Regions from separate parts of the Homo sapiens genome. Here region 2 is linked to region 1. A link is a loop called in an ENCODE intact Hi-C map of the cell type or tissue named here. Cell type or tissue: Calu3. All regions are shown on one strand. Each heading gives the region's core, and the rest is flanking DNA. Links, peaks and the distances in the headings are about the cores only. Region 1 has its middle 82 kb from the start of TLE3. Region 2 holds the start of LOC107984734 (a long non-coding RNA gene).

Region 1 (16,189 bases), core at 3,057-11,056:
AACCTCACCATTCTACTGATGGGGAAACTGAAGGTCAGAGAGGAAAGTGGCTTGCTCAGGCCTTCAACCAAGCCAGGTCCAGGAGCTAGGTGTCCTGACTCCCGGTCCAGCCCTCATCCTACCACCCCAGCTCAGTTTCACAAATGTGCAGAGAAGACAGAAGAGCCGGCTGTTCTTGGGGCCACACAGAGAGAATGCTTGCTCTCTGTTTCCTTCTGCTTGGTCTCCCCGAGACAGCTATGCAGCTAGAGTAGACCAGTATACTGGCACTGACAGGGCGAGAGTGTGGCAGGAGGAGGTTGGCAAGTCCCATAAATCTTCCTGGAAGAAAGGCCTTGAAGGTGAGTGAGACCTGGCTCAATGCATGAAGGAAGAGGCTTTCTGGGCTGAGGCAAGAGACAGGCTGAGGGGCAGGAGGCAAAGGCCTTGATGGACAGACAGAGGACCCCATGGATGGTATGAACATTCTGGCACAGAGTAGGGATCATGGCTTAGCTGCCCCTTGTTCTTTGCTCTGGGGAATGCCCCTAGTACACCCCGGGCCGTGAAGAACTAAGCCAGTGTTTCCCAAGATGGCTGTTGAGGCACAGCCCCACACCGGCAGGACAGCCCTGGGGGAGGGCAATATTCCCATATCTGGCTCAGCTCCTGCCCCAAGGGAGCTGCCCACACACGTGTCCTCCCCCACCATGTGAGTGGGACCCTGCTAGGAGGCAGCGTGCTGCTTGCCCGTGGCCCCTGGCTCTCCTCCTCCTCCTCTGACCGGGCCTTCTCTGTCTTCTGATGGAAAGACCTCCCTGCCCAGCAGTGTCTGGAGCTCTAGAAGTGTTCAACAAGCCTTAGCTCCGACGCCCAGGCTCTGCCCTAAAGGTTCCCCAGTGTTTAGTCCCTGATCACTCTTCCCTGCCAGCTCCCACAGAAAGCCCAGCCCCAGCAGCAGCTCTCACTCACTCACTCACTCATTCAGTAAGGTGGGGGCCCTCCTGCACTCCTTCCGAGTGCCGGCTGTGGAATCTGGGCAAGCATGCTGGTGGTGAATAGGATGGCCCTGCCCGTGAGGAGCTTGCAGTTGGTGGAACAGAGGAAACATGGATGTAATTTGCTGCAATACAGGCTAGAAAGTGAGGGCTATTGCAAAGTGCTTAAAGGATGGGGGAGATTGTTTTATCTGTGAGACCCGGGGGGCTTCTTAAAGAGGTGGCATCTGAGGACTAGTTAAGCTCCGCTTTACACGACGCTGCTCAGAGCTGCAAAAAAAGCATGATGCATTCGGACGACTTGGTTTGCTAGACTGCTGAGATCCTTGAGAAGCTGGAGATGAAATACGCGGGAACTTGCGGTGAAGGACCTTGGGGGCCAGGAGGGAGTCAGAGAAGGGTTCGAAGCAGGAAATGGTATGACCAGATTTTGGAAATAACCCTCTATGGCTACAGTGTCAAGAACTGGGGGGAGGAGGGTGCAAGGGCAGCTGCTGAAAGACCAGTGAGAAGGTGACCACATGGCCCAGCAGTGAGCAGATGGCCCAGGACAGGGAAGGTTGGATGCAGCTGAGATTTAGCAGGAGGAATCCACAAAATCAACATTTGGATGATGGGGTGGGGGCCAGAGGGGCATCTGTGATGGAAAGTCTGGGTTGAGGCCTGCACTCTGGATGGCTAAAAGTGCCATGACCCTACAGGGAGGCAATGGGCGCAGCTTGGCGAGTTCAGGACAGAGTCAGGACTGAAGACAGTGATTGAGTCATGAGGTGGGAGGGGAAGCAGATGGAGAAGAGGAGTGGCCAGAAAGCCCCTGGGGAGAGACAGCCGCAGGGGTGGAGCCAGGCTTCCCACCCAGCCTGCTCTCCCCTTCTCCCCACAGCCCAGGCCGCTGCCTCAGCCCTGGTTCCCCAGGCAACACCTTGCCCCTTCAGCCCCACTGGGGGTGGCATCCACTCCCCAGGGGAGCTCACAGACCAGTGCCACACCACTGAAGCCATGGCAGCCAGAGGCCTGGAGACCCTCATCCCCCACCTCGCCCCATTGCACTGGCCTCATCTGCCAGCACGCCCTCCCTGGGCACCAAACAGTCCATTCTCTCAGTCCACCCCTACTCCATAGCCACACTTAGCCATCCCTCTGCACTCAATCCACCAAGACTTTTCAAGAACAAGAAGTGCACCTCCATTATTGTATGAAGCTGCTGAGCTGCCAGGGCTTATTTGTGACTGCGCCATAGCCTGGCCTCTCCTGCCTAATGGAATCCCTGTGCAGAGCTGGCACCTCGCACCTTTGCCCATTCCAAGCTCTTCCCTTGTTCTCCACTTCCTCCTAACCTTCCAGGCCACTGCCACCCCTCCTGAGCCCATCCCTTCCAGCCACTCTCAAATTCCTGAACCCATCTCCACTCACTCGGACAATCACTTAAAATCAAGCCTAATACCCCTTTGTGTCTCTCAAAGCACCAGACACCCTGCTGGATGCAAGGGGACCGAACCAAGAGGCACTCCAGGTGACTAAGCCCCATGAAACCCCCACTCCGCTCACTGGGCCTTCCTCCCTGCTTCCTTCCTTCAGTCCATTTGGCCTCCAGGATCTAATCTGGGGGAGTAGGAGAAAGCCGTGAGGGAGAGACAGAAACTATTCCTGGTATTGTTCTAAGGCCACAGCCTGTGGTTGTGGAGGGAAGCGAGGGGGGCTGGGAGATGGGGAGGAGAGGTTAACAAGATTTAAAAAGCCATAATGAGACCGCAGCACAAACCCTGCAATTATGCTCCCAAATTTAATCAAAACAGCTTCCCGCACTGGGCCTGTAACATCTCTAACAGGCCCCATCAAGTTCTGCCTCCCAGCCCATCCCTTGAGAGAGCACAAGGCCCTGAGGTCTTTCTGCAGCACAGGGGCAGGGCCAGCCCCCAGCACAACCCACCCAGCCACCCCAGCTGACAGCAGGCTTATGGGACTTAACTTGGCTTAGATGCACCAGGTCTCCAGGAAGCTCTTCCTCCTCCCTCCTCCTCTCCTTCCCACCACCTTCCCCTCTGCTTCTCACCTCTGCAGCCCACTCCCCTTCATCCAGCCCTGCTCCACTGCCACCTCTCCAACTGAGACCCCTCCACAGCCCTGGCCATCATCTGTGTGCAGGCCCCAGACTCCTTCAGGGCTTCCCCAGGGTGGGGCCCTTTCTTAGACACCAAAAACATACCTGGCCTTGCCCAGATGCAGTGACCTTCTTGACAGCAGAGGGTATTTTTTCCTCTGCATGGTTTGGTTTTGGTCTCCCCTGGCATATGGTAGGTCAATACCTGTAGCAAGGACTGTTCATGCTCACTGTGTGACCACATGCTACCTTTCCCAGACTCTTGTGTGAAAGGGTTGAGACCACGTTGCTAGTTCAGGCCGATGGTCTGTAGCTTCCAGATTGAAGCTAGGAGCCAGCATGTCTTCTTCCTCTCTCTGGCCCTCTGTCCTGGTCATGTATTTCAATGAATGTACCTACAGAAGAAGAAAGCTACTGTGATGGTTAATTTTATGTGTCAACCTGAATGGATCACAGGATGCCCAGATATCAGGTGAAACATGATTTCTGGATGTGACTGTGAGGGTGTTTCTAGAAGAGATTCGCATATGAATTTGTCGACTGAGTGAAGTGCATCTGCCCTGCCTGATGTAGGTGGGTATCATCCAACCCACTGAAGGCCCGAATGGAACAAAGAGGTAGAGGAAAGGAGGACTCGCTCCGCTCTGCCTGACTGCTGAGCTGGGACACTGATCTCCTGCCCTTGACACTCCTAGTTCTCAGGCTTTCAAATGCAGACCGGAATCTATACTATCAGCTCTCTGGCTCTCAGGCCATTGAACTACACCACAGCTTTCCTGGGTCTCCAGCTTGTAGACAACAGATCAAGGGACTGCTCAGCCTCCATAATCATGTGAGCCAGTACCTGATAATAAATCTCTTTATAGATCCTATTTATATGTGTGTGTGTGCCACACACGCGTTTATACTATATATAATAGACAGATCCTATTGATTCTGTTTACCTGGTGTTCCCTAATACAGCTACCCAACCCACATTGGACCATCCATGAATGAGAAATCATCATTATAGGCCGATCGTGGTGGCTCACCCCTATAATTCCAGCACTTTGGGAGGCCAAGTCAGGTGGATAACTTGAGGTCAGGAGTTTGAGACCAGCCTGGCCAACATGGTGATGCCCCCGTCTCTACTAAAATACAAAGATTAGCCGGGTGTGGTGGCGGGCACCTGTAATCCCAGCTCCTTGAGAGGCTGAGGTAGGAGAATCGCTTGAACCCGGGAGGCAGAGGCTGCAGTGAGCCAAGATTATGCCACTGCATTGCAGCCTGGTGACAGAGAGAGACTCTATGAAAGAAAGAAAGAGAGAGAGAGAGAGACAGAAAGAAAGAAAGAAAGAAAGAAAGAAAGAAAGAAAGAAAGAAAGAAAGAAAGAAAGAAAGAGGAAGGAAGGAAGGAAGGAAGGAAGGAAGGAAGGAAGGAAGGAAGGAAGGAAGGAAGGAAGAAAGAAAGAAAGAAAGAAAAACATAATCATCATTATAGTGCTAAGCCACTGAGATGCCAGGGCTTATTATTCCTGCACCATAGCCCAACCTATCCTGACTAACACAAACCTGTCATTGAGAGACTAATGAAAATATTTTCAAGTCACTCCCCAGTCAAATGGAAGAGAGTAGAATGGCACATCTGGCCCTGAGTCAGGAAATTTGAGCTCTAGTTCTATTAATATCTCTGTCAACCGATTGCTGTGTAAATTGGGCAAGCCTCTTAGCCTCTCTGGACCTCAGTTTCCTCATCATCTGTCATGTGGTTGAGTCACATGAAATGATATTATTCATTAAGACAAGAAATACAGGAAGAGGTTCAGGTTTGTGGGGAAAGACCTGGGTTCCATTTGGTACCTGTTGAGTGTTTCATAGGCATACAGTAGGTTCTGGGGCAAAGAATAAAAACGGGGCTGGAGATATGGATTTGAGGTCATAGAGAAAGATGGTGGCTAAAGATGTTATGAATGAGGTAGCTGGCAGGGAGGACAATCAGGAAAATAAGGAAAGAGGGCTCTTTGAAAAGAAAAAAACGAAGAAGCTGAAGTCCAGAGACATGAAGTAACTGGCCCGAGATTACACGGTAGGCTGGTACCAGAGGTGGCGCCAGATCTGGAGCTTTAGCCCCAGACTCCAGGGCTCCATCCCTTGTCAGCACAGAGAAGCTGGGAGCCTGGGGATGGTAAGGCATATCCCAGTGAATGCTGGGATGCTGATCAACTGTGCGTCTTGGGTCACTTCTATGGGAATCGGCTTCCCTGTCTGTATAATAAGAATTTGGTTTTGATATAGTATGGGGCTTTGTGATTTATAAACTACCTGCATAATCATTATCTCATCTGGCTCTTAAAATTGCCCTTTGAGGAAGTCAGGGTACACAGGTAGATCAAGGCTCAGAGAGATAAAGTGTGCCCAGATCTCTTGACTATAGGTCAGGTCCCCTCACACTGAACTCCCTTTTCAAGGACCACGAACAGGGTCCCCCTCTGCCCAGACATTGCAGACAAAGGCCAATCCCTGCAAGAAGCACCATCCACCCACCCACCCCTTTCTCTCCCTTGTTTCGATTCACTCTCCCCAAGACCCTTTATTTCTATAAGTCACAAGTCATGGGTATCCCTTGCTCACTGGAAGTAACCACATTTCCTAGGATTTTGCTGATGGTTCTGGGACGATGGGAAGATGATTGGGGGCCACCTGGAGGGATAAGATGACCATGGAGTTTCTCAGCCTTGCTGGCAGGGGAAGGGGATGGCTCAAGGATGTTGGTTCATCATGAAGCAAAGCTTGAGAAAGGGTGGTCTGACCCCAGACAGGGATTTTAGAGTCTGCAATTTCTGGGTTCTAGAGGGGAAGATGGGTAACTGTTCTCTGAGGCAACATGAAGGATTTAAGGCATTTTGTCAACCAAAGGCCAAGCTTTTCTATAAGAGCCTATTCTGGGAACAACTCAAAGAAGATTCCAGTCCATTCCAACTCATCCCATCCACTCATCCAACAAATATTGATTGAAGGTATTTCCGCCTCTGCCCTCGAGGGCTGCCAGTAGAGCAGGGAGGAGACAAGAGGGAGAGCAGAATGCAGAATTTCCACCTAGAAGACCCAAAGTCAAAGCCTGATCAACCAGTTCCAGCTGTGTGGCCTTGGGCTAATTACTTGGCTTCTCTCAACCTCATCTGCAAAATAGAGCTAATAATACCACCCAACTCCCTATGTCCCAGGGTGGCTTTGAAAATCAAGAGATCTTCTTTGACAGAGTGATTTGTAGGGTGTTACGAAGAGGATAAATCAAGCACTTATTTCCTAAGGATAAAGGTAGGCAGCCACAAGTGCTGCTGGAGAGGCCCAGATAAGGGGTTATGAAGGCCCAGAGCAAGTGGACGAGGGGAAGGAGTTGGGACAAGGGAAGGACTGAAGAAAAGAGGTAAGCTATTGAAATTAAAGGATGGGCACAGTCTCAAAAGGCAGGAATGGCAGACAAAGGATATTTCAGCAGAGAACAGAGCAAGCCAAGATATAGAGGCCAGAAAGAAGAGAGCAGGTTCCAGAGACAGCACAAAAAAGCCATCAATATCTGCAGGGGGCCTGCGGGAGATAACATTGCAACTGTATTTAGAGGAGATGACAGAGTGGCTTGAACACTAGGCGGAGACATTTGGACTTTATTTGGCAGGTTGTGTGTGTGTGTGTGTGTGTGTGTGTGTGTGTGTGTGTGTGTGTGTGTGTGCGCAGCACGGTGGTTTTCACTGTGGACCCTGGACAACCAGCAGCATACCACTTAGGCACTTGGTAAAAATGCAGACTCCGGGCCCCGCCCCAGTCCTCCTGAAGCCGACACTCTGAGTGTGGGGCCCAGAAATCTGTGCTTATCAGGCCGTCCAAGAGATGCAAATGCCCTCCATGTGCGAGGCCCACCCTTGTAGCAGAGTCTGTCGGTGCCCTGCCCTGGCCCTTTGTCTTGCCAGCTTCCGTCTGCCACCGTCAGAATCCCTTCAGCTGGAACCTAACTGTGGCCACTGGAGTCTGCGCTCCCCAGGCATGAAAAGACTGGTAGTGCCAGGAATTAACAACCCTGGGGAGCAGCCCTCACCCAGTGATTGGCAAGAGCTCGTGAGTCATAGCCCAGCCCCCTGGCCCTCAAATGGCACGGCTCTGAGATCGAAGTTCTAGACTCTTTCCTGGGATTTCCCAGGAGGGTTGAGCCCTGGCACCCACAGTGGCCACTGGCTTGAGAATACCCCCGTCTGTACTGGGCACCCTCCCTCTCACTCTCACTTCTCTTCTCCCCACTGGTGTTTTCTGGGACATCTCTCAAACGAACTACTTGCCCTTGAGTCCTTGACTCCGCTTTTGGAAGAACCCAAACCAAGATCATTTGTATGTGGATGCACGTGTGTGCACGTGGAGAGGGTCAGCGTCAGGACGGGTAGAGGCGGGGAGTTGCTGACTTCCTGGCTGGGGAATGGCACTGGTAGACGAAGATTCTGGTCGCGGAGGCAGAGTGGTTTGGAGATCAAAGACAGGAGGAAAGAGCACTGTTGAGACGTTGGCAAGAACAAGGCAGGTACCTGAGGACTTGGCGAGGGAGGGCAGTGAGGAGAGGACCTCCTCCTAAAGCTAAACTGCCAAGCCTGGGCTATGACCCACTATAGGGTGTGAAAAAGCAAAGGGGGCCAAACCTCACACCAGCTCCTTATTATTATCCCATTTCTTGGACAAGGAAACTGAGGCTTGAGGATGAGGTGACTTGCCCTGGGCCAGGCCTCGGAGCTAGTCCAAGATCTGAGATCAGAACCGAAGCCTGCCTGGCCAGAGCCTGGTGTTTTCTTGCTGCCTTTGGTAATACAGGCTCCAGGCCAGTCAGTTCCCTGGAGCCACACTGCTCCTTACTGCTGCTTTGATTTTTGTACCTCTGAAGATTCGGGTGTTAACTCTGGACAGAAAGGGGCCAATTGTCATCCAGCAAGGGTCTCTCACACACCCACAAGCGTTTCCTCAGAACTCTAGCCCATCCCTCACGAGAAAAACCAAGTAGCGTCTGCAGCCAGGTGGCCCAGGTTTGCAATCTAGCTCTTCTGTGCCATGGCTGTAAATCCGGGCAATTTACTTAGCATCTTGGTGCCTTGATTTTCTCATCTTTAAAGCCAGGATAAAGATGTGTCTCCTGAAACTCTTAGGCAAGTCCGATTGTTGGTGTTGCTGTTGTTGGTCTTGCTCAGGTTGTTCATTATGCTGCCAAGTTTGGAAAACAAAGGGTCAAACAAAACTCCTGATTCTGTCACTTGTTTTTTATCACTCAACTCATAAAGTGGCAGAGCTGGGATTTCATCCTAGGATTGGCTGACACCACAGCCCCAGTGCTGAACTCAGCCCCCAGATGCTATGAGAGGGTAACATAATTAAATGCCAAAAACAATGGAAGAGTGTGGTTTGGCTCATTGCTTTTCTTTCAACATCTACCTGTTGGCACAGTCCCAGAGGGTGCAAGTTGAGGAATGCATTTCTATAAGTGCAGCCATTTTAGGGCCAGAGAAACAATGCCTTTGAGTAGAAATTAGGTCAAGGAATTTAGGTTCTGGTGCTGGCTCTACTGCTTACTCACCTCTGTGACCTTAGGCAGGTCCTTTTCTCCTTAGGGCCTCAGTTTCATCTTCTGTAAAATGGGTACACAAATCCCTTCCTTTTTCACAAGGTTGTGGGGAGACTTGATCAAGAAGCATTTCTTATTTGGCTCATGCCAGATGCTAGTGGGGAGAAAGATGTGTGGGAAATGGCCCCTGGCCGGGAAGCTTGTGGTTCTCCCATGGAGAAAGAGGTGTCAGAGGAGAGGGAAAAAAAGGAAAAGGAAAAAGGGGGAAAAGAGGAACAATGTTTATTGAGCACTTACTATGTGTTGGGTGCTGAGCTGAGGGCTTTACCCACATGTGATTTCCACAACTGCCTTGTGAGGTTGAGATATTATTCCTATTTTACAGAAGAGGAAAATGAGTCTGGGGAGGAGAAAGATAAGTTGTTGGTATTGGTGGAGCTGAGAATTAGATTCCAGTTGGTCTCCAAAACATGGGCCCTTTCTCCCATGCCACACTCCTTCTCCACTCAGTTCAACAGATGGGGGTGAACCCTTCTCGGAGGCCTAGGACCCTGGGGGAGGATGAAACCACTGCAAAATGGTGTGACAGGTATAAAAATATAAGCATTAGATGCCATGGTAACTTACAGAATCTCTCCAATGAGGCACAAAGTCTGCATAGGGGAAGAGATACTTGACCTGGGTTTTGAAGGATGAGTAGAAGTTTTTCAGACAAAGAAAATATGGTCCTTCAGAACAAGGGAAATTGTATGTCTAAGGCAAGCAGATGTTGAACTGTTTGCTCCTTGAAGAACTGCAAATGGCTCTCAATTACTGAGAGATGGCAAAGAGAAGTGGAGAAGACATATCTCACCAGCAATTCAGCAGCGGTGTGACTTTGAGCAAGTCACTTAACCTTTCTGAGCCTCAGTTTTCTATTTTATTAAACGAAGCTGGCAATGCCTAATTCATAAGGTCATTAGGTTTGGATGAGATAAATGTAGAAATACTTTACACATATTGCTCTTATTGAATTCTTATAACCCTAGGAGCTGAGCTGGATGCCAGTACTATCCCATTTTTTGTGGAGAATCAGAGAGGGAAAGAACTTGCCCAAGGGCACACAGCCAGAGATGGCAAGTCCAGGATTCAAACCCAGGCAGCCTCATTCCAGATCTTGCCTTCTTAACAATCTGTTATATTGACACAAAAATCCAAAGTAAAATACTAGCAAAGCAAAAGCAGCTTTAAATGAAAACATGAATAGGCCATGATCAGGTAATTTTTATTCCTGGAATGTGGACATGATTTAATATTAGAAAACCTGCTAATATAAGACATCATATCAATAAGTTAAATGAGAAACACCATACAATTATTTTTAAAAGAATAGAAAAGAGGCTGGACACGGTGGCTCATGCCTGTAATCCCAGGACTTTTAGAGGCCAAGGCGGGCATATCACTTGAGGCCAGGAGTTCAAAGCCAGCCTGGGCAACATGGTGAAACCCCATCTCTACTAAAAAATACAAAAGTTAGCCAGGTATGGTGGCGCACCCCTGTAGTCCCAGTTACTCAGGAGGCTGAGGCATGAGAATCATTTGAACCACGGAGGTGGAGGTTGCAGTGAGACAAGATAGCACCACTGCACTCCAGCCTGGGTGACAGACCAAGACTCTTTCTCAAAAAAAAAAACAAACAAAAAAAAACATAGAAAAGAAGATTCAATAAAATGTTACATAAAGAACTCATTTAAAAAACCTGTAAGTAAACTAGAAATAAGACACTTTCCTACCTTGATTAAAACAAAAACAGAAACCTTTCTCAAATCAGCCAACATACTACCTAGTGAGAAACCAGAAGTATTCCATCAAAATGTAAAAAAAATCAATAATATATATTAACTTAATAGGGATTATTACTCCCATTATTACTTAAATACTCCCATTATGTAACACTATTCTGTGGGCCTCAGCAAATATAATACAATTAGACATGAGAAGATATGAGGGATAGCAAACAGAAGGGAGGAGATACAATTGTCAGATAGCATACTTTTGCCTACCTAAAAAATTTCTCAAAACACAAACCCAAAAAACCTATTAGAATAATAATACTCAAATTCTACTAATACTAAATGCAAAATAAATATATATGTACAGTATACTTTTTAAAATTACTTTTTCCATGTACCAACAAGAACAAGTAAGAGCATAACATTTGGAAAAGAAGATACCATTGACAGTAGCCACAAATATTGTAAATGTGAATTACCTTAATAGTAAATGAGCAGGACAACATGGACAAATAATAAAACATTTCAGAGATATAAAGAAGACTTAAATAAATGGGTGATGCAACATATTCTCAGAGGAGAAGGCCTATTATAAGTCTTCTTTTTTTTTTTTTTTTTTTTTTGAGACACAGTCTCACTCTGTCGCCCAGGCTGAAGTGCAGTGGTGCGATCTTGGCTCATTGCAACCTCTGCCTCCCAGGTTCAAGCAATTCTCCTGCTTCAGCCTCCCAAGTAGCTGGGATTACAGGTGTGCGCCACCACACTTGGCTAATTTTTGTATTTTTAGTAGAGACGGGGTTTCATCATGTTGGCCAGGCTGGTCTTGAACTCCTGACCTCAGGTGATCCACCTGCCTCAGCCTCCCAAAATGCTGGGATTACAGACATGAGCCACCACACCCGGCCCATAAGTCTTCTTATAATAATTATTATAAGACTTCTAACTATTATAAGACATATTATAATATTATAATGATGTTCATTCTTCCCCAGATTAATGTATAAATGTAATGCAATTTTTTTAAACTATGGAAATCTAGGCCTTGATCAAGTTATTCTAAATTTCTAAATTATTCTAATTTTCATCTGGAAAAAATGAAGAGATGAAGGTAGCCAAGAAGATTTTGAGAATTAAGTGAAATGAGAGGAGACTGTCCCTGCAAAAAAATATTATAATACAAGGTTATAATCCTTATAGAAACCAGTATGGCTGCAGCGCAAAAATTATTAGATAAGTCAATGAAAGAGGAAAAAGAAAATTAGCCTAACAGCAGAGCTTAGGACATAAACATGCTAGGTACATATGTAGAGTCAGCAGATAATAAAATGGCAGCTCCTAGCAGCAAGGAAAGAAAAAAATTATGGATTAACTGGTAATAAGGCAATTGGTTAACAATTTAGAAAATGAAATAAGTTTAGATCTTCACGTCATACTTGATTCCAAAATAAATTACAGAGGATTAAAGAGCTAAACATAAAAAGCAAAGCCATAAAAATCTAGAAGAAAGCAAAGATAAATATTGGCTCTTAAAATGCAGTGAAACAAGCTCTAGAAGGATAAAAGACATGAAAGTAAGAAAGATAAAGAAAAATTAATACCTTTGACCAAAGAAAAATTGAAATATTTCAAATTCTCATAAACATAATAAAGTAAACTAAAAAGCCTCATTACAAACTTGAAAACATTTGTAATAAAAAGAAAGATTGATCTGAATATATAGAGTCAGTCAAATTGATAAGAAAACAACTAGAATGCCAATGGAAAAATCAACAAAATATACATGGAAAATTCACAAGATAAATGCAAATTAATGACCACAAAAACACAAACAAATAAAAATGTGCCATAAATAATTTTTAAGTCATTTTTAAACTATTAAGTTAGCAAAAACTTCAAAAAAGTAATATTACTCTATGTGGACACAGGTATAAACTAACAGCACCTTACATTAGAAAGCAATTTGGTGCTACATTTTAAGAACCCTGCCCCCAAAAAATCTTTTGACACAGTAAGTCTCCTTCTAGGAATCTAATCCAAGGAAATTGTCAGAATTGGGGGCAAAGATATATATATGTCACACAATGCTTGTCACAGATTTATAATAGCAAAATTTCAAAAACCACATAAATGTCCATTAACATGACACTGCAGGAGAATGGTTTAATTAATTATGATATAGTCACACATGGAATATTATATAGTCTTTTACAATAATGCTTGTGAAGAATATTTAAAGACATATAAAGAGGAAAGGCTGGCTGGGCACGGTGGTTCACGCCTGTAATCCCAGCACTTTAGGAGGCCGAGGCAGGTGGACCACTTGAGGTCAGGAGTTCGAGACCAGCCTAGCCAATATGGTGAAACCCCATCTCTACTAAAAATACAAAATTAGCAGGGCACGGTGGTGCCTGCCTGTAATTCCAGCTACTCAGGAGGCTGAGGCAGGAGAATCACTTGAACCTGGGAGGCAGAGGCTGCACTGAGCAGAGATCATGACACTGCACTCCAGCCTGGGTGACGGAGTGAGACACTGTCTCAAAAAAAAAAAAAGGAAAGGAAACAATAAAATATTTGGTGAAAAAATAAATTTTATAACAATAGCAATAAAATTTTCTAATATTTTGACAAAACAAATACTTCAAGGATCATGAAATTTTAAAATTATTGTTCTTATGTCTGTTTGTATTTTTTTAGATTTTTAACAATAAACACAGTCATTTATTTATTTAAAGCATTTAAGATTACAGCCGGGCATGGTGGCTCACACCTGTAACCCCAGCACTTTGGGAGGCCAAGGTGGAAGGATCACCCGAGGTCAGGAGTTTGAGACCAGCCTGGCCTACATGGCGAAACCCCATCTCTACTAAAAATACCAAAATTAGCCAGGCATGGTGGCAGGTGCTACTCGGGAGGCTGAGGCAGGAGAATCACTTGAACCGGGGAGGCGGAGGTTGCAGTGAGCCAAGATTGCGCCACTGCACTCCAGCCTGAGCGAGACTCTGTCTCCAAAAAAAAAAAAAAAAAAAAAGATTACACCAGGCCTGAAATGAAATCATGTGATAAGGGATAAGAAGGCACTTTGACAAGTCCAGAGTTCTCTACGGCTTGTGTTATTTTTACTAGAAACCCCCTGGTGACTTAACAAGTGTCTAGGAGAGACCCTCCTGAGTTGTCACTCACACACAGGCAATTCTGGCTTCAGGAGCACGCCACAGCACATGGATCGGAAACCACCTTGGCTGCTGAGAGGACAGCTGGCTTGACTTGGCTGTTCCTCAATGTCTTCCCTCTGCGTCTGCTCCAGGCTTGTTTGCTCTCTCTGTAGAGGCAACATCACTGCTGGTATCATTATCTTTTCAGGATGAAACAGAGTTCTCACACACACACGTACACACCCCTTCAGTGACCAGGCAGCTTCAGCCAGACTCCTGTATCTTTCATAAGACAGATAAACCTGGAGGTTCAAAGTCTTTCATTCGTTCCCCCTTGCTACCATCTAGTCAAGCTTTTGTCCTGCTCTGAATCTATGTGTCTCTACCTGGCTACATCCTTTGTTACCTGGTTGCTGCCTCTAATTTTCTAAGCTTGGGGAGGAGGAAAGAGGAGGAGGTAGACCAAGGTTGTAGTCAGGGTCTGCTACCAATTGAATGTATGGGTGACTGGGGGCAAGTTATTTCCCCTCTTGGATGCTCACAGTCCTCATCTGGAAAATTGACCAGTTGGATGAAACCATCTCTGAGGACCTCTCCAATACCCATGTGTTCACAGGTAAATTTCTCAGGGGAGGTAGAGATTTGGCTCTCCCTTGTAGGGAACAAGAGGTACATAAAGGTCCATGTCCAGGAGGTGGATTGCGGTGATGTTTGTGATATGGGGATGTGTAGGTGGCCTAGATGTTCCTCATGCAGAAAAGTTAAGGAGAATATGGTAAGTGCATATTCCAGAAGACTCTAGCAACTGGAAGCCAACACTAGATGTACATTGAAAAGATGAATAGCACTCCAGGACACAGCATTTCATGGAAAAGTAAGAAGCAATAAGATCAGTAGCCCCTATGCCAATGCATCTGACTGTGCTGGTGTGGAGAAAGAAAGCAGGGGCTTTGCCAATACACTTGGCATGGAAAGGGAGAGACCCTAGACTCACTGTGAACTCTTGTCTTACGAAATCCCTCCTTTGGCTCTCAGAAACAAGTTTGTTTATTTGTTCGCAAGCTCTTCTCCCAAAGACACAAATCTGATCAGAAGCTGTGCTCCATTCAACAGGAGAATCTGGGGTGACAATATAATACTGGCTAGAAATATTTTGAGTTGTTCTGTGAATCTCACATCGGGTACTTATTTCACTGGACTTCTCTGTTTCAGTTTGTCTTTGCTCCTAAAGGAGCTACTTGGAAAGGTGCTTCTTGTCCTTCCAGCTATACCTGCCTCCTACGCCCATCTTGATACTTACCCAGCATGCTCTCCCTTTCTCTCCCCAGAAATCCATCCTATTAGACCAATTCCCTAAGGAGGGAAAACATCTTGGGCCCTCCTGGGCGGAGGCCTTCAAGGTTCTCATCTGTTGAGACATGGACAAGATTTCTGAAGGGGAAAGGCAGAGAGGACTTAGAAGGAGATGGCAGGAGAGCACCAAAGGCAAACATGGCTGACTGCGCTGTAAGCCCAAGGGCAGCCCCAGGAACAGAAGGAAAAACCAGCCCTGCTGTCATGCCTGGCTTCCAAGACTCGGGGCTGCCATCTCATGTGTGTCTAATGTTAATGGGCTTAAAAGTGCCAGCCTTGCTCATGAGTTAATGTTCCCTTAAAAGCAGTTTGGACCAGGACAGCAAAAGCACTTCAAGAAGTCTCTGGGCAAGAAATCTCTGGGAGGGAAGAAAGAGGAAAAGGTTATTCAAATAATAGGTAGAGCCGTAGGGAGAAAAAATGATGACTTAAGAAAGGAGAGAACATTTGCATATTCCCAGAAGTAGAATGACTAGGTCAAAGGGGAGGAGAATCTGTAGAGTGCATCCTATCTATGGTGCAAGCGCTTTCTTAAAAGATGTAATAATTCCAAATGCTACCAGCAGGAGTTGGGTATACCAGTTTCACCACTACTATCTTGTCAGCTTTTGGTGGTGGTGTTCTCAATTTGTTTTTGCTCCTTTGGTAGACAAGCAGTCAGTCCTTCTTCCTCCATTTTTTCCATTCAGCAAGCTTTCACTGAACACCTACTAGGTCTTGAGTGCTTGATTTGTTATGGGAAGTACTGAGATGGCAAGACAGGGCCCCCTTTCTGAGCAAGTGCACACTTTGGCTAAGGAGGCCGAGGGAATGAATATGCCCAGGTAGGGGAGCAATGCACAGTCAGGACCAGAACAGGGAAGGGTGGAGCCCAGGCCCAGATATGGCCCAGGCCAGACTCTGCTCCCAGGCTCTCCTCCCTGGCTCAAGGGCTCCAAGGCTTGAGAGAGCTTGCAGGAGCACCTGCCACATCTGCAGGCTTGAGTTTCTTCAGGCTCCAGCTCACCCAGAGGCAGCCTGACAGTACCTTCTGCGAGAAAACCAGGGCCTCCCAAGTTCTGGAGACTCATTCCCAGCTGAAAGAGGGGGTGCAGAGAGCCATGGGCTGGGAGCCATGAAACTGAATTCTCCTCTTAGCTCTGCCACTGACAGTTGCTAGGTGGCCTTGGGCAAGCCTTCCTTCCCTTCTCTGAGCTTCAGTCTCTTACAGAGGGGGAAGGTGGAATGGGTAGAGAGGGTTATGCCTGCCTGCACACGTCTGG
Region 2 (16,189 bases), core at 2,602-10,601, 54 kb after region 1:
TAAATGCTCCCTATGGGAGCCAAACACATAGTCAGGACTGAGAATGCTGCTCTGCAGGGCAGGTGGTGGAGTGATTCATGGAGAAGCAAAGGGCAGATGGTGAGAAGGAGAACCAGGAGATCCTCGCAGCCTAAGAAGGCCAGGAAAGGGGATAAGTACTGTGAGGACATCAGAAGGGGGTGGCACTAAGAGGTCACCGGGCAGTGATGTGCTAGAGCCAGCTCCCACCTCTCCAAGAAAGCTGCTCCTCTGCATCTCTTCCCAACTCTGTGTTCAGTAGGTTCACTTGAGTAGCTTAGGATCAGCCATGATGAGATGATGAGTACCACAAAAAATTGGCAAATGCTACCAATCAGGATACAAGTCAGTCTTTTCTCCCAGAGAGCCCGTTGTTAAACATTTACCAGCACACCACTGTCTTTGGGCTTGAACGCCAGCTGGGCAGAGTTTGCAGGGCTGGGACAAGCTGTGTGGAAGCAAGCCAGGTTGTAGAGGCTTCCATTAGGAACTGAAAAGAGAGTCACAGGCTGGGGACGAGAAATTTCCATCTGAGGTCAGACTTTTAATCCATGTGTCTTCTATTCCGGGATGGGCTCCATCCCGAGGGTTCCAGATTTCCTGGCTGGAAATATGTCTTCCATACCCCCGAGCCTTTGCCCTCCCTCCATGTGAGCAGCTTTACAGCCTCCAGCCCCTGCTGCCCACAGCAAACGAGAGCTGCAAACACTGATTGGCCCTCACTCTGCACAGGCCCTGGAGGGACCCCAGAAGCTGTAAAACCTGGTCCCAGCCTTCAAAGCCTCCACTCACTGAACACTGAAGGCAAAAAGTTAAATGACCATGGAAGAGAGGAGTGAGAGGTTAAGTCAGAAATGAGAGACTGTCGCAGCCCAGAATTGTCAAATGGATGTGCCAACAACACATGCTGCAAACGTCGGCAGCCCTGAAGAAGAGGTGGTCTTCACTGAGGGGCAGTTAGCATTGGCAAGTGGGCAGAATGAAGGCAGTTAGCATTGGCAGGTGTCAGCTGCTGAGTTGTCTATGGCCATCTCATAAGGGGAGGACTGGGGTCTGCATTATTTTATTCCCACAAAGACAAAGACAAAGACATTTCTTTTTATGTTGAGACAGGGTCTCACTCCGTTGCCCAGGCTGGAGTGCAGTGACACAATCACAGCTCACTGCAACTTCAACCTCCTGGGCTCAAGTGATCCTTTTGCCTCAGCCTCCCAAGCAGCTGGGACTACAGGTGTGCACCACCACACCTGATTGATTGATTGATTGGTTGATTGAGATGGGGTCTCACTCCATGGCCCAGGCTGGTCTCAAACTCCTGGCTTCAAGCAATCCTCCAGCCTTGGCCTCCCAGAGTATTGGGATCACAGAGCTATTGCACCCAGCACTCCCAAAGCCGTTTCTATGTGGTTTATACTTATTGTCCAGGCCTTTTTTGCATTTCCCAAGAGCCCCTGCTCTAAGCACCTGCAAGATCCTCTGGGATGCGCTGGATGCTCTGGTTGTAGCAGAGAGCCAGCCTCCTTGGAGTCCCTGATGAACCCTGCCTAGTCCTTCCCAAGCCTCTCCTCCTCCCTACCTCCCACACACGTTCCGCTTTAATCAGCAATCCTCTCTCCTTTCAAACTCCTGGCTGGGCAATGGTAGATGAGCTCATCTGGTCAGTTCCAGCTGGCTTCCACACCAATACATTTGAAGTGCTAGCACAGGCGAAATGAAGATTGGTGCTATGTTTAGGGGAGGCATTAATAAACCAGGATGGGTCCAGGAGCCAGTGATCAAGCTATACCCCAAAAGCCAAGTCACAGGGGGAGGCCCAGGGACCAGGCATCATTTGGTCTGGTGAGAGTCTGACCCGAAGAGCTTACTTTGGAAGCTGGCAGAGCCACTACGTGGATGTGGAATTCATCTTTTGTATAGCCATGGAAGGCTGAATTTCACCAAAGAGAGGAGTATCCATAAAGCAGAAACAGCCCAGTTCCAGAGCTGTCCAGCCTGCTGCCTGCAGAGGCCTCTAAAGTTGGCAAAAAGCAAAGGCCAGCCTAATCCCCATCGGCTGGACACTAGTCAGAGAGGGCCACCTTTAAAATTACCACTGCTAACACACAGGGCAGTGCCCCCAAGACCCCAGGCCACTCCACCCTCAGCAACTAATAGGGGCCAAAGTTCCTAGGAGGGGCGTCAAAGGTAGCATTCTCTCTCTGTTTACATCCGCTAATGCTAGAACCTGATGCACTTCTTCCCCTCTCCTGGCCCTGAGACACAAGACGTCTCTGAAGCATGGTCCCAGAAAAGGCCATGCCAAAATGTAAATGATCAATAACAGTGAGATCAGCATCGAGGCTGGGAAGAAATATGACTCTGGACCAATGCCTTAAGCTACAGAGAAAAACTTCCTAGGTATAATACCAGGCAAGGCCAAGCTGCACATGGGGACTAGCCATTACGGAGCTCGATGCCAAGTCCTGTACTGAGGGCTGGACCTCTTCTATCTCATTGGATATTCCTTCTCAGAGGGCCACTGCATATTCCTCACAAACCTACCTGGAGGCAGGGGTCAGGCCGGCCATGGAGGTGGGAAAGCAAATCTTTTAAAAGATACCTTTCCGTACTCTCTCCTCCATGAAATAGCATTTTACATTATTAAATAGAATACCACACTGGAGCAGATCTTGCAGAAAGATAAAATAGAGAGTGGACTCAGCCCTATCACAGAAGGATCAAGGACTGCAGAAGGATCAGGGGCCCCTGTAGGTTCCATCTTCTCCGATGTTTGTTTTTCAGATTGTTAAATACTTAACAGAGGGAGAGACAAAAAGCCAGTGTTCCAAGCCATTGCTGATTAAGTATCAATCAGAAATTAAGACAGAACAAGTCTGAAATTGTAATGATCCTTTTTAAGGACAGGCCTTTGTACACCTGATATATATATTTGTAATATACATATATATGTATATATTTATAAATCTGCCTGGCAGGAAGCTAAGCAACTAAAGCATGTGCTTAAATAGAGGTCACCTGGCGACCCTGGCACTCAGATGGGTATCACACTTCTTGTCTTACAGGTGAGAAACTGGTGCTCTCAGAGAGCGTATGAGTGGCCCAATGTCACACTACCTCTGGGTGTGTGCATGTGGAGCCAGGATTTGATCCTGGGCAGATCAAACCCCAAGTGGTAAGTGCCACTCCTTCCCTCCTACTGTCACACCTCCCCAGTGCAGGCAGAGGAGTTACATGCAACATGCAAATGTCTTCCCTTCTCCTAGTTGGCAGGGACCTGGGCTTTCCTTGTCAGCGCGGTGGTGGGTTCTGGGTCAGACACTGCAACTCACACTTACTGAGCATTTCCTATGTTCAAAGTTCTAACTTCCATGTGTCATGTTATTTAATCATCACAGCCACCAGGTGCAGTCGATCACATGCTGACCCCCCACTTTACTGATGAGAAAACTGAGACCTAGAGAGGTTGAGTAACCTGTCCAAGACACCTGGATGATAAGCCGGACCCAGCCAACAAGCCCAGCCAGCTTGATGCCAGAATCCTCTTACCTGACCTCTGTGCCTGCCATCCCAGCTGCTAGAGTGGAGAGCCGGCCTTTCCTCGCTGCAGGATGGACCCTAGGCCTCTCTCTGGGTTTCCAGATCCTGCTCTGAAGAGCCGGCCTTTCCTCGCTGCAGGATGGACCCTAGGCGTCTCTCTGGGTTTCCAGATCCTGCTCTGGAGAGCCGGCCTTTCCTCGCTGCAGGATGGACCCTAGGCGTCTCTCTGGGTTTCCAGATCCTGCTCTGGAGAGCCGGCCTTTCCTCGCTGCAGGATGGACCCTAGGCGTCTCTCTGGGTTTCCAGATCCTGCTCTGGAGAGCCGGCCTTTCCTCGCTGCAGGATGGACCCTAGGCCTCTCTCTGGGTTTCCAGATCCTGCTCTGGAGAGCCGGCCTTTCCTCGCTGCAGGATGGACCCTAGGCGTCTCTCTGGGTTTCCAGATCCTGCTCTGAAGATGAGGAGATGACATTTAGCACCAGCCTTCTCTAACTGGCTCTAAGAGGAATCGGTGTTCCCTGGTGGTTCAGGAGTCAAAAGGGCCAACTGTAGCTTTATTCCTCTTTCAAAGGAAATAAAGCAGAGGTCCTATTTGGGGATAGGCCCTATGCCTGAGTTACTTTGGCACTTAATTGCTATTATTTAATTGCTGTATTGGGGAGCACAAAGTGATCTACTGCAAAGTTATTAGCAAATTCTAGTTTTAAGGAAATAATTACTGAATTCTCCCTCCCTGGGTTGAGTAATTCCTTCCAAGATGCTCAGCGACATTAAGCATTTTCACTAGGGCCACTAGCAGCTCTGTAATATGCAAATAAAGTAACTCTGTAATTACCAATAAAATGCTTACTGAAGTGACAAATTTTTACTCAGCAGCGAGTTGGGGGAAAAAATGGCATCATTTGTTTTTTAAGGATCCTTTAACCTTGTTAGTTGGCATTCATTTCCGTGCTGTTTTATGGTCATTTAAAAGGACAACGGAGCCAGTACGCCTGCCTTGATGGGGAGAAGCCCTCCTGGGAGCTCCCTCTTCCAACCAGCCTTGCCCATTGTGTGGAGGCTCGGATGGGCCGATCTGGGTGCTGGGGAATTGTAAGCACATGGCAGACCTGCCCTGAGGGTCTCTGTGTATGCTGGGAGTTTGGCTTTCAACTGGGTTCAGGGCTGATCTTTCCAGGTGGACAGATACAGAGTGACCTCTCAGCCAGAAGCAGCTGCCAGAGCGATCCTTCTGAAAGCCCAAGGATGGCTGTGTTGCCCCCTGTTTAAACTCTCCCTTGTGCTTTAGGGATAACAGCATCAAGTCCTGTCATTTCAGGCTCTCAAGGCCTTTCACAGCCAGCCAGCCAGTCAGGGCACTGGACACAATAAGGCACAATAAGGGCTCAAGCTACCTCTTCGCCAAGGTCATCCATGCCTCCCCATGCAAGCTTGATTTCTCTATCTGTAAAATTGTGTATCGGTCAGCATAGACTGGATTATGCAGCAGTAACAAGCAAGTCCAAAAAACTCAGTGGCATAAAACAATCAAAATGTATTTCTTGCTCATGCTACATGTTCATCATGGGTTAGTAGGAGTTTCTGCTCATCCTACTCACTTAGCAAAAAGAAGGCTGATGTAGCCATTATGGCAAACATTGCTGGCCTGTCACCATTCTGGAAGGAACATGAAACATTATCCAATCTGGAACGATGTGTTACTTCATTTCACAAGGCATTGGCCAGAACTATTCACATGGCTCCACCTCACCAACCACAAAGGGGTCAGGAAGTGAAATTCTACGTTGTACTCAGAAGAAAGAGAATCAGAAGTATAGGATGACAGCACTAATGACCACCATAAATGGGGATTTTTTTTTTTGAGACAGGATCTCACTCTGTCACTCAGGGCAGAGTGCAGTGGTATGATCACAGCTCACTGCAGCCTCTGTCTCTTGGACTCAAGCAATCCTCCTGCCTCAGCCTCCAGAGCAGCTGGGACTGCAGACACACATCACCATGCCCAGCTAATTTTTTTTTATTTTTTAGGAGAGATGGGGTCTCTTTATGTTGCCCAGGCTGTTCTCAAACTCCTGGGCTCAAGTGATCCTCCCACTTGTGTCTCTCAAAGTGCTGGGATTACAGGTGTGAATCACCACACCCAGCCCACAAATGGGGATTTTTAAAATTGTCTAAGAATGATCTTCTAAGGGTTGTTGTGAGAGCTGAGTGTGATCACACTTGTAGAGAGCTTAGCACGATGCCTGGCACATGGTAAGTGCTGAGCCAATACTACATAGTAATAGGTGCTCCATATCTTCTACATGCTTATTGGCTCTCTCTCTCTCTCTGGATCACTATAAATTGTGGTGATCAGAGAAAGCTTTCAAAGAAAAGTTAACATTGAACAAAGTCTGGATGACGCTGCAATATCAGGAGATGACTCTCTGAAAGGAGGAAGGGCGTGAGCAAAGGCAGTGAGGTCAGACAGTAGGATGCACAGGGACAGCTCTGGGAGATGAGCTTCACTGGCATAGAGTTTTTCAGAATAGTCCAGCATTCAATAGATAAATCTCAAAGAATGAGAAAAGTGGTCTTTATTCTGAAGCTTGAGTTGGCAGAAACAATTCACAAATCAGGAAAATTCCTTTGATGTGCCCTGCATTTAATTCTTGGCTCAGAAAAATGCCTCTGGAAAATAAGGTTGGCATTAGATCATCTTAACCCTTGATCTAAAACCCAGATCCCAGCTGAGAAGCTAGGCCTCCTGACTCCAAGTCCAGAGGCCACTCCACAGCCCTAGGAAAATCCCCGTGCAGTGGCTGACCTGGTTTTTTCTCCTTGTTGCCAAAGGCTCCATTTCTGGGTGACCACAGTTGCCCCTGGGGATAAGTCTTCTCTCCTATTTGCATTGGTAACTGCTCAAAGTCCCACCAAGACCTTGGCAACGTGCCACCCACATCGTCTCACACTGGCCCAATTGTTTGTGGCAAATGCCTCCCTTTTGAACTCTAGACCTTCTGGAGGAAACGGTTTCAATAGGAATAACTCCCAGCTCTCCCCAGTCTTGCCATCTGGACGTCTGGAATGGATCTTCCAGGATACATGGCTCTTTTGAAGGAAACGAATTCAATTGGTAATTGTGTTCCCATTTAATATGCCTAAGGAGTGGTCCTGTACTCTTGCTAGTACATTTTTTTTCATTCAACAAACACTTATTGATCTCCTACTGCAAATTAGACACTGGGCTGGGTGTGGGGGTGGGGAGGTGGAGAGAGTGGACGCTTTTTACAAAATGCCTTTGACCCAATAGAATAAGAAACACAATAGAGATAGGCACCAAAATCTATGGGAGCCCAGCAAAAGGGACAGTAAATTGTACCTGGCAAGTCCAGAAGGCTCAGAAAGGAGACTGGGCCACCAGGCACTGAAGAGAATGACCCTGCAGAAATTTAGGGGGGTCCTACACTTATTCCAAAGAGGAGGCTCACAGTAGTCCTGGACAAGTTTAGGATGCACACAATGAAACATGAATCCACTGAACAGACATTTTAATATGGGACCTGCTGCTTCTCAGGCACAGAGCTGGATGACTGAGGTCTCCCGAAAGGAATGAGGCATAGCCCCTGCCCTCAAATTGCTTACTGTTTGGTTATGCAGGTTAAGGTCTGAGCACTGATTATTCTACCTCACAGCCCAACCGCAGCATTCACATTGCCTTAGAAACCCTACTAAAGTTCTTCCAAGTGGATATAGCAAAATATTCTCAGGAACCAGGGGGGCCCAGGGCAGGCTTGCTGGAGGAGGTGGCAGAACCGGGCTCTGGAGAGATGGAGTGGTGGAGAGCAGGGAGGCAGGGGCAGTGGCACACACAGGCAGGTGACCACAGAGCCAAGTCACAGGCACAGCCACACACACACGTGTCCCAACAGGAAGGAAGGTCTGTCTGAAATAACGGGGGCAAAGCTGGGGTGGTGGGGTGAAGAGATATGGTATGGGCCTGAGGTCACCAATGTCATCACCACCTTTTGCTTGGCCTTTTGTTTGGTTCTTTCTCTGGATCCCACCTTTCAGCAGGCTTTTTCTTCCGAATAGACCACTTCTATTAAGCAATGATCTGTGTGTTTTCCCACAGAATAACCAGTGTTGGCTCAGTTATTATTATTCTAGCCAAAAAGAAAAAGAACACTTTCTGAACATTTCACTCTGGAGCTCCAGACTCTTCCATGGCTCCCCGTTACCCTCAGAATAAAGCCCAGCATGTGAGGCCGTTGACCACCTAGCCCCTCAGCTCTCTGCTAGGCCTTGCTGAAGTACTTGTGATTCTCCAGACCTGCATATGTGCCCCTCTCCACATGGAAGCTTCTCTTCCCAACCTCAGTATCTTCTCTTCTCTCTGGGCTCAAACCTTAATGCTTCCTCCAGGCAGTGTTGCTGACCCACGGATACAGTCTCATTGCTGAGCTCTGATCACTCTGTGTGGTCATGGTTCATTTGCTTGTCTGTCTCCCTCAGGGGGCTGTAAACACCCGGCAGGTGGGGACTCGCATCCAACCTCCAGTGGCCAGCACTGTGGGATATAGAAAAACTCAATAAAGTTTGAGTAGTGAGCAAGTGAGCACATGAGTGAATGTGAAGTGTCATTTCTGGTTGACCGTGGAGTCACATCACAGAAGAAGGTAGCAGGCATTCACCAAGCTTCAGAAAGGCGTGGAAAGAACCTATAGATTACACATGAAACCATCCTCACAGCTGCCAGACCACAGATGCCTGGCACAGGCACTGGGGAGACAGTGGGGATTTTGCACATGGGAGGGACAAGCCTTTTCCAGCCATATCTCGTTAGATAATTTGCCCAAATCACACTTGTTGTGAGAAGCGGGGTTGAGATGCCCCAAGTCTCTTGGGCTTGGGGGCTCCTGCTCTCTGCAGTGCCCCAAGAGATGCTGGCTGCTGAGGGAAGGAGGAATCTCCCCAGGCAGAGGTTACCTTGTGCCCCTCTGGAGTTTGCCCACCCTGGGGCTCTACCCTAGAATGCTCCCCTAGCACCCTCTCCCCATGCCATCCCTTAACCAGCTAGCTCCTCCCACCCTTCAGCAAATACACCCTGCCTCAGGGATCTGTTCATATCTGGTTAGCCCTTATGCACCCCCTGTCCCAGTCAAGAGGGCTGGGCAGATGGTGGAAGCACCAGCCAGGTGGTACTCACTTCTCTCATGGGTGCTTTTCCCATCCTCTCTCTCTCTCTCTCTCAATATTTCTACCTTCTGGGCACAGACAGGAGGCAGGATCAGTATTTCTGATTCCTCATGAGATGAGGTCCTTCTGATCCCTCCCACGTTCTAAACCCCCATCCCTTACATTGTCACCACCAACAGCAAGTATTAATTGTGCACCTATGGTGTGCCAGCCACTGGGGACCCAGACACACCCCAAACTCAGTCCCTGCTTTTGACGGGTTTGAAGAGACAACATGAAGGATGAAACTGTCATTAAATAACTTGCACAGGAGTCCCAAGTAGGATGGGGGGCAAAGGGGTCCCTGGTACTGAAATTTAGAGGGTACCAAAATGTAAAAAATGACATTTATTATTTATTTATTATTTTATTGATTTTGAGATGGAGTCTCACTCTGTCACCCAGACTGAAGTACAGTAGTGCAATCTCGGCTCACTGCAACCTCTGCCTTCCGAGTTCAAGAGATTCTCATGCCTCAGCCTCCCAAGCAGCTGGTAGCTGGGATTATAGGTGTGTGCCATGACACCCAGCTAATTTTTGTGGGTTTCTTTTTTTTTTTTTTTTTTTTTTTTGTAGAGACAGAGTTTCACCATGTTGGCCAGGCTGGTCTCAAACTCCAGGCTAGTCTCGAATTCCTGACTTCAAGTGATCCTCCCGTCTCGGCCTCCCAAATTGCTGGGACTACAGGTGTGAGCCACCACACCTGGCTAGGAATGACTTTTAAACATTGAACACATTTCTCAGCCCTCCTTTTTAACTCCCATGCCAGTCTATGGAGAGGACTGGGTAGGTGACCAGTTGGCTGGAGGCAACCTCCCTCCCATTCCATGTGGCCATGGACCCAAGGGTGCAACTCGTGCTTGGTGTCCCAGGCACCTACATTGTTGGCTTTGGCTACCACTGAGCTCAACAGTGAGCTGCTTGGTGTGCATATACAGCTCATCACAGAACCAAACTCGATCATCCTGAGAGGCAGGGAGGATCTCCCTGCTTTAGCTTGAGTGTTTGTCCAAGTGAGTGGAGCAGCAGAGATTTGTTTCCAGGTCTGAGAGACCCTGAAGCCAGGGCTGTGGCATCCACTGTCTAGTTTTGACCCTCACAGTGGTCCAGCTGGGGAGGCTGAGCAGATGGACATATTCTCACCTGGCAACTCATCGATGGGGTTCTCCACTGTTAAAAATAGACAATATCACCATTTTCAGGGGATGTCAAAGGCTTGCAAAGACAGACATCCATCCCTCGTTGACCAGCCATGCAACATCATGGATAGTGGTTGCTTTGTGGGCAAAACCCCTGGCCTTGGGGCTAAGGATAAGGAGGGGCAAAGGAAGAAGGAGAGTCCCTATTTTCCTCTCCGTCCCCATCTTGCCTCTCCATACTTCTAATCCTCCCCCACTCCAACCCACCACTAGCCACACTCATTCATTCATTCATCCATTCACTCCTAGTGAGCACCACTCTGTGCCAGATACTTACCTAGCTCAATCCTCAACATCAAGGAGCACTTTGTTATTACCTCCATTCCACAGAAAAGAAAACGGAGGCTTAGAGGTTAATTATCATCCAAGGTCGTGCAATTAGCAGGGGATGGGATTCCAACTTAGGGTCCAATTGTGAAGTTCTTTGAGCCATATTCCCACAGGAGGGCTCCCATCTGCTCCTGCCCTCAGTTATTCAGCCGTCCTAACAGGAAAGGAGCCTGGGAGCTAGGTGAGCTAGGTGTCCGTTAGGAGAAGTTTCCAGAATGCAGGGCTCCTCTTTTTCCTCCTCAGGCTTTTGCCAGCCCCACATCCCTGAGGCAAGTCCCTCGGCCTCCCTTGGGTTCCCCTTTCCTGGACCAAGAACACTTACTGGAGCATGCCAGAGAGGACTAATTAACAGTCTGCAGAGGGCTTGGAAGGTGAAAAGCAGCCTTCAAGTGGCAGCCTATTATCCCTAAGCTTCACATATGAAATAATGAAATTCCAGGTTCCAAATGGAGAGGAAAAAGTCCTTAACAAGGTGATAAAGGGAGGCAGCTAAGGGCCAGGTAGAGGGGAGGGTGGTGAGTTCATTCTCACCTTTCCCATGCAGGCCCCAATAGGCCCTGGGCTAAAAGTGTGGGGTCTGGGTCAGCCGCTGCTCCAGGCAACAACCTGCATCCTGGAGGAAGGAGAGCCAGCTTCCCACAGGATCCAGAGGCAGGTGGTAAAGTTGGAAGGGGCAGTTCTAGGAAGGAGGAGCCCTGGGTTCTAGTCCCCACACTGTCACTGACCTGATTCCTGACCCTGGAGGGCTCCTGCCCTCTCTGGACTCTGTTGACCCAAGAATTGACCCACGGAGTTCCAGCCCCACCCCCAAATATGGATGTCCCTTGAGGATGGGGGCTTGGCTTCGCTCCCACTGTGTTCCTGGCATGAAGTACCAAGCCCAGTACCAAGCAAGGGATCAGTAACTTTGCTGATGAGCAGCTGACTCTGGTGCTGATAGTCTGGAGTTCTAGGACTCTAAGTGTTCATTCTGTCCTAGAGTAACACAGCAGAGAAGGAACAGTCCTCCCTGTGTCCTCAGGGAGTTTCCTGACTGGCTGGGCAGCAGAGAATAACACACACACACACACACACACACACACACACACACACACGCACGCACCCCATTAATGGGTTCCCTGGGGGCAGGGATCAGTCCCACTCACTGCTGGGCCTCCAGGGCCTGCCAAAGGGGCAAAGTCACACTCAGACATAAACTCTTGGTTTTAGCAATCCAATAAACAGTCATGAAACTAAGTGAGGAAAGTTATTAGATTGAAGGGATTTGAGGGAAAGTCCCATCAAAAAGTAAAACTTGATCCCACCTCCACTTCTTGGATGAGTTACTTAATCTCTCTGGCCTCAGTTTTTTCACCTATAAAATAGAAACCATGAGAGGACCTACCTCACCAGGCTGTTCTAAAGTTAAATGAGTTAATTCCTGTACAAGCTGAGAACAGCATCTGATACAGTATCTAATAAAGTCAGTTATTATTACTTTTATTATTATTATGTACTTGGTTATCATTATTTTCATTCATCAATTATTATTCTCTTCACCTCTTTGCTGCCACCTGGAGTTCCTGGAACCCCTTCACGGCGTACAGCAGGGAGACAGGGAGGGCAGATGCCATTTGCACAGCCATTGGGACTAATAAGCCCCAGCACCCCAACACACATGGCTGGGGTCCACATCTCCCACCTGGCATCACATTTGATCCTTACAACAGGCTTGAAATCCAGAGAGGCGGGTACCGTTATACCCAGCTGCAGATGAGAATGCCGAGACACAGAGCAAGGCAGCTGTCTCCGGTGACCCAACTGGGCAGGGCAGAGCACAGATTTGCACATGGATGAGCAATCATTTGTGTAGCCAAGAAACGCCCCTTCAACAGCAATTGGCCAGGCCCCAAGGATGTAAGAGTGGGGAAGACAAACATGTTCCCTGGCCTTCTAAAGCCAACGTTCCAGTAAATAGACAAGCTAGAGAAAGATAAATGAATACATATCACAACTTGTGGTCAGGGCTGTGAAAGAAATTAACAAGGTTCTATGATCCCAAGTAAAGATGAAATTGTTCCAAGAAGACTTCTTTAAGGAGGTTTAAGCTGAGCCCTGAAAGATGAGAGGTGAAAGGAAGCTGTTGCTTCTGGCTGCCTCACCACTAATTCTCACTAAGCTGTAAATGACCAGCTGCAGGTCTGCGCCTGGAAGCAAGGTTTGTAAATGGGAGGGAAGAGGAATCTGAGGGCAGTGTGAAGGCCCTCAGGGAGGAAAAGAAAAATGGTGCTAGAGAAGGAGAGGGCTTGGAAAGGCAGAGGAGCCTTGCGGAGGTTGCAACTTCCAAGGACTTTGCTGAAAACAGAAAGCCAAGTTTAGAGGTCCAGGGAGATCCTCCCATTGCTGAAGAGGAAGGATAAGTGCCTGAGTCCTCCCAGAGACAGGCAGCGATTTGAAGCTATCAAGGCAGAAAATGAAAATCATCTGTTCCTGGGAGGAGGGATGCAGGAAGAAGACATCATTCTTAACTGGAGCAGACGGAGAGAGCGCTACACTGCAGGTCCCCCGAGAAGGGTGTCTACCGCTCCTTCCCTTCTCACAACTGTCATGCTTTAGCCTGCCCCATGCACCTCCCCACAGCCTTGCAGAGTCCCTGCTACGTGCCCCACACTCTACTCAGCTCTGAGGAGAGAGGAGAGACATAGGCCTGTAACAGCACGTGTAAGCAGGCCCGGGGGAGCAGAGAGGGCCTCTCTAAGGAAGCCCCACCTGAACTGAGGTATAGAAAGGGAGGGAAGTGGCCTGGTGTGGTGGCTCATGTCTGTAATCCCAGTACCCTGGGAGGCTGAGGCAGGAGGATTGCTTGAGGTCAGGAGTTTGAGACCAGCCTGGGTGACATAGCAAGACCCCACCTCTGGAAAAATATTGTAAAAATGAGCTGGGTGTGGTGGCATGCACGTGTGGTCCTAGCTATTTGGGAGGCTGAGGCAGGATTGCTTGAGCCCAGGTGATTGAGGCTTCAGTGAGCCATGATTGCATCACTGTGCTCTAGCCTGGGCAGCAGAGCGAGACCCTGTCTCTAAAAAAATAATAATAATTTTTTTAAGAGGGAAGGAAGTGTGTGTCTGGCAAAGGTCAGCATGCACAGTGACCTGCTGGTAAATTTCTAATAATTGGCTCTAGGGTGGGCGGTGGAGGGGTCAGCAGATTGGTAGCATTTGGCATTGTATGGTGTAAACACTCTCATGGTGGCATGATGTCACTGAACGCAGACAATCAAAGGTCAGTGGGAGCCGGCTCAAGCCCATTGCTGGGTGCTACTGGGGCAGCAGGCCTGGGGAGGGTTGGTGCAGCTCTGAAACTGGAGCCCAGCATGGGGCACCAGCGGAGGCTGCTGAAGTCACCTGGGACCCTGTGGGCCTTGGAGGGAGTGTGGGCTTTAGCCAACAAGGGGCATGTGTTGATTGTGACCACAGGTCTCTGTTTCATCACCCTGTTTCCCTCAGAGCTCTGCAAGGCTACACCCTGGGCCCAGAGTTCCTGCTGTTAATAACAAGGAGAGACTTAATCAATGAGGTCCTCTCAGGAGCAGTTGCTGGCTTTTCATCTGATGACAGGGCAGCAGGCTCAGTGTAGCCATGGATGGGGCCCCAGGGAGTGTCTCCACCTCCCTCTTAACGGCAGGCCACATGCAAGCTGTTTGTCCACCATCCCTTCCTGCCTGAGGGGGTCAACTGGGTGGCTGAGCTGGGGGCAGGGGAGTGGGCTTGGAATGGAAAAGTCCAGACCCAACTTGCACCTGCTCCAAGGCCTGGCCCTCAGCACTCTTAGACCATGAGGCCTCTCCCCATTCTCTCCTTAGAGAAGCCTGGAGCAAGGCCAAGGGCACCAGGCAATGAGAGATTGGGGCCCAGGAGGATCAGCCTGGAAGTGGGGTGGGGGGTTGGAGAGTGCAGGACGATTGTTGGGCCTGGGCCTGGAGTTCAGGGGACTTTTATTATCCCCCACTACACTTCCACCTGGGCCTGGCACTGCACACCTTGGCCATCCTGGTCCTCCCAGGTCCAACCCTCACAGGCCTCCTTGGGGGATGGGGAAGGGGTTTCCAACAAGGGGGAAGGCCACAGGAGAGACCTCTGCCCTGGGAGTTCAGAGGCTCAATCCAGCTGAACCACTCACAGCTGGGAGACTGGGGCACTGTCCCCTACACCCTAATTCTCATCAGAACTGCAAAGGGGCTAGGCAGCAATCTTTAAAGTCTTTACTTCAGACCCACTGAGATTCCAAGAAAGTCAGGCCCCACTGAAAAAGTCCTCCAACTGGGGCGGTTTCATGAGGGAATCTTCTATAAAAGTGAGGGTCACAGATTGGAGACTGAGAAAACAGGATCTCTAAGACCTTCCCCTCTCCAAGATTCTGAATCCATGAGCTTCATCTGTGCTTGGTCTCCTGGATATGTTTCTTTCTGTGTGTCAACTCTGAGCTAATTTTAAAAAATTGTTTTAATAGGCTTTATTTCTTAGAGCAGTTTTAGGTTCACAGCAAAATTGAATGGACAATACAGAGATTTCACATACACCCCTTGCCCCCACATTTATACAACCTCCTCATTAACAACATCCCTCACCAGAGAGTTCATTTGTTACAATCGATGAGCCTACATTGATGTGTCATTGTCACCCAAAGTCCATGGTTTACATTAAGGCTCACTGTTGTTGTACGTGCTGTGGGTTTTGGTAAATGTGTAATGACATGCATCCACCATCTCAGCATCAGAGTAGTTTCGCTGCCCTAAAAATCCTCTGTGCTCAGCCTGGGCAGCATAGCAAGACCTCATCTGTATAAAAAGTTTTTAAAAATTAACTAGGTGTGGTGGTGCACACCTGTTGTCCCAGCTATTTCAGAGCCTGAGGCAGGAGGATCACTTGAGCCCAGGAATTTGAGGCTGCAGTAAGCTATGATTGCATCATTGCACTCCAGCCTGGACAACAGAGCGAGACCTTTCTCTGAAATTAAATAAATCCTCTGTGCTCCACTTATTCACCCATCTTTCTCCCCTAATTTCTGGCAACCACTGATCTTTTTACCCTCTCTATAGTTTTGCCTTTTCCAAAATATCATATCACTGGAATCCTAGTCTGTAGCCTTTTCAGATTGGCTTCTTTCACTTAACAGAATGCATTAAGATTCTTCCTCACCTTCTCATGGCTTGATGTCTCATTTCTTTTTTTTTTTTTTTAATTTTTTTTTTTCTTTTTTTGTAGAGACAGGGTCTCACTGTGTTTCCCAGGCTGGTCTTGAACTCCTGGCCTCAAGTTATCTTCCTGCCTCGGCCTCCCAGAGTGCTAGGATTATAGGTGTGAGCCACTGCACCTGGCTTCTCATTTCTTTTTATCACTGAATGATGTTCCATTCCCTGGATATAACACAGTTTATTCATTCATCTACTGAAGGACATATTGGTTGCTTCCAAGTTTTGGCAATTAAGAAAAAAACACTGCTATAAACATCCATGTGCAGATTTTTTTGTGTGGACATACGTTTTCAACTCCTTTGGGTAAATACCAAGGAGTGAGACTGCTGGGTCATATGATAAGAGTACTTTTGGTTTTGTTTAAAACTGTCTTCCAAAGTGGCTGTCCCATTTTGCATTCCCACCATCAGTGCATGAGAGTGCACACATACTCCGCATCCTCCCCAGGATTTGGTGGTATCAGTGTTTTGGATTTTGGCCCTTCTAATAGGTGTGGGGTGGTATCTCATCACTGTTTTAGTTTGGAATCCTCTAATGACATATGATGTTGAGCATCATTTCACGTGCTTATTTGCCATCTATATACCTTCTTTGGTGAGGTCTCTGTTCAGATCTTTTGCCCATTTTGAAATCAGGTCGTTTGTTTTCCAATTGTT

Evidence for each region. A loop is a pair of places that touch in the nucleus more often than their neighbours do. Peaks named below come from ENCODE experiments on the same cell type or tissue, not always from the same donor. Only the 100,000 strongest peaks of a DNase experiment are listed, where the experiment ranks them.
Region 2: it touches region 1 in a loop (2.8-fold over the local background); 4 of 110 quality-filtered maps call a loop at or near these places.

What each region holds. Positions count from the first base shown.
Region 1 is chr15:70,172,034-70,188,222 of GRCh38, reverse strand. No RefSeq gene overlaps it. Among named protein-coding and RNA genes, the nearest start is that of TLE3, 82 kb to the right of the region's middle. RefSeq lists enhancers at 806-1,306, 6,466-7,049, 7,050-7,633. In Calu3, for the core only: no CTCF peak of the experiment used is centred there; a DNase peak (open chromatin) is centred at 7,142.
Region 2 is chr15:70,117,783-70,133,971 of GRCh38, reverse strand. It overlaps LOC107984734 (a long non-coding RNA gene), which reads left to right and starts at 3,087. Exons shown (of 2, transcript XR_001751739.2): 1 at 3,087-3,190; 2 at 3,414-4,397. RefSeq lists enhancers at 8,128-8,177, 8,188-8,367. In Calu3, for the core only: no CTCF peak of the experiment used is centred there; a DNase peak (open chromatin) is centred at 6,471.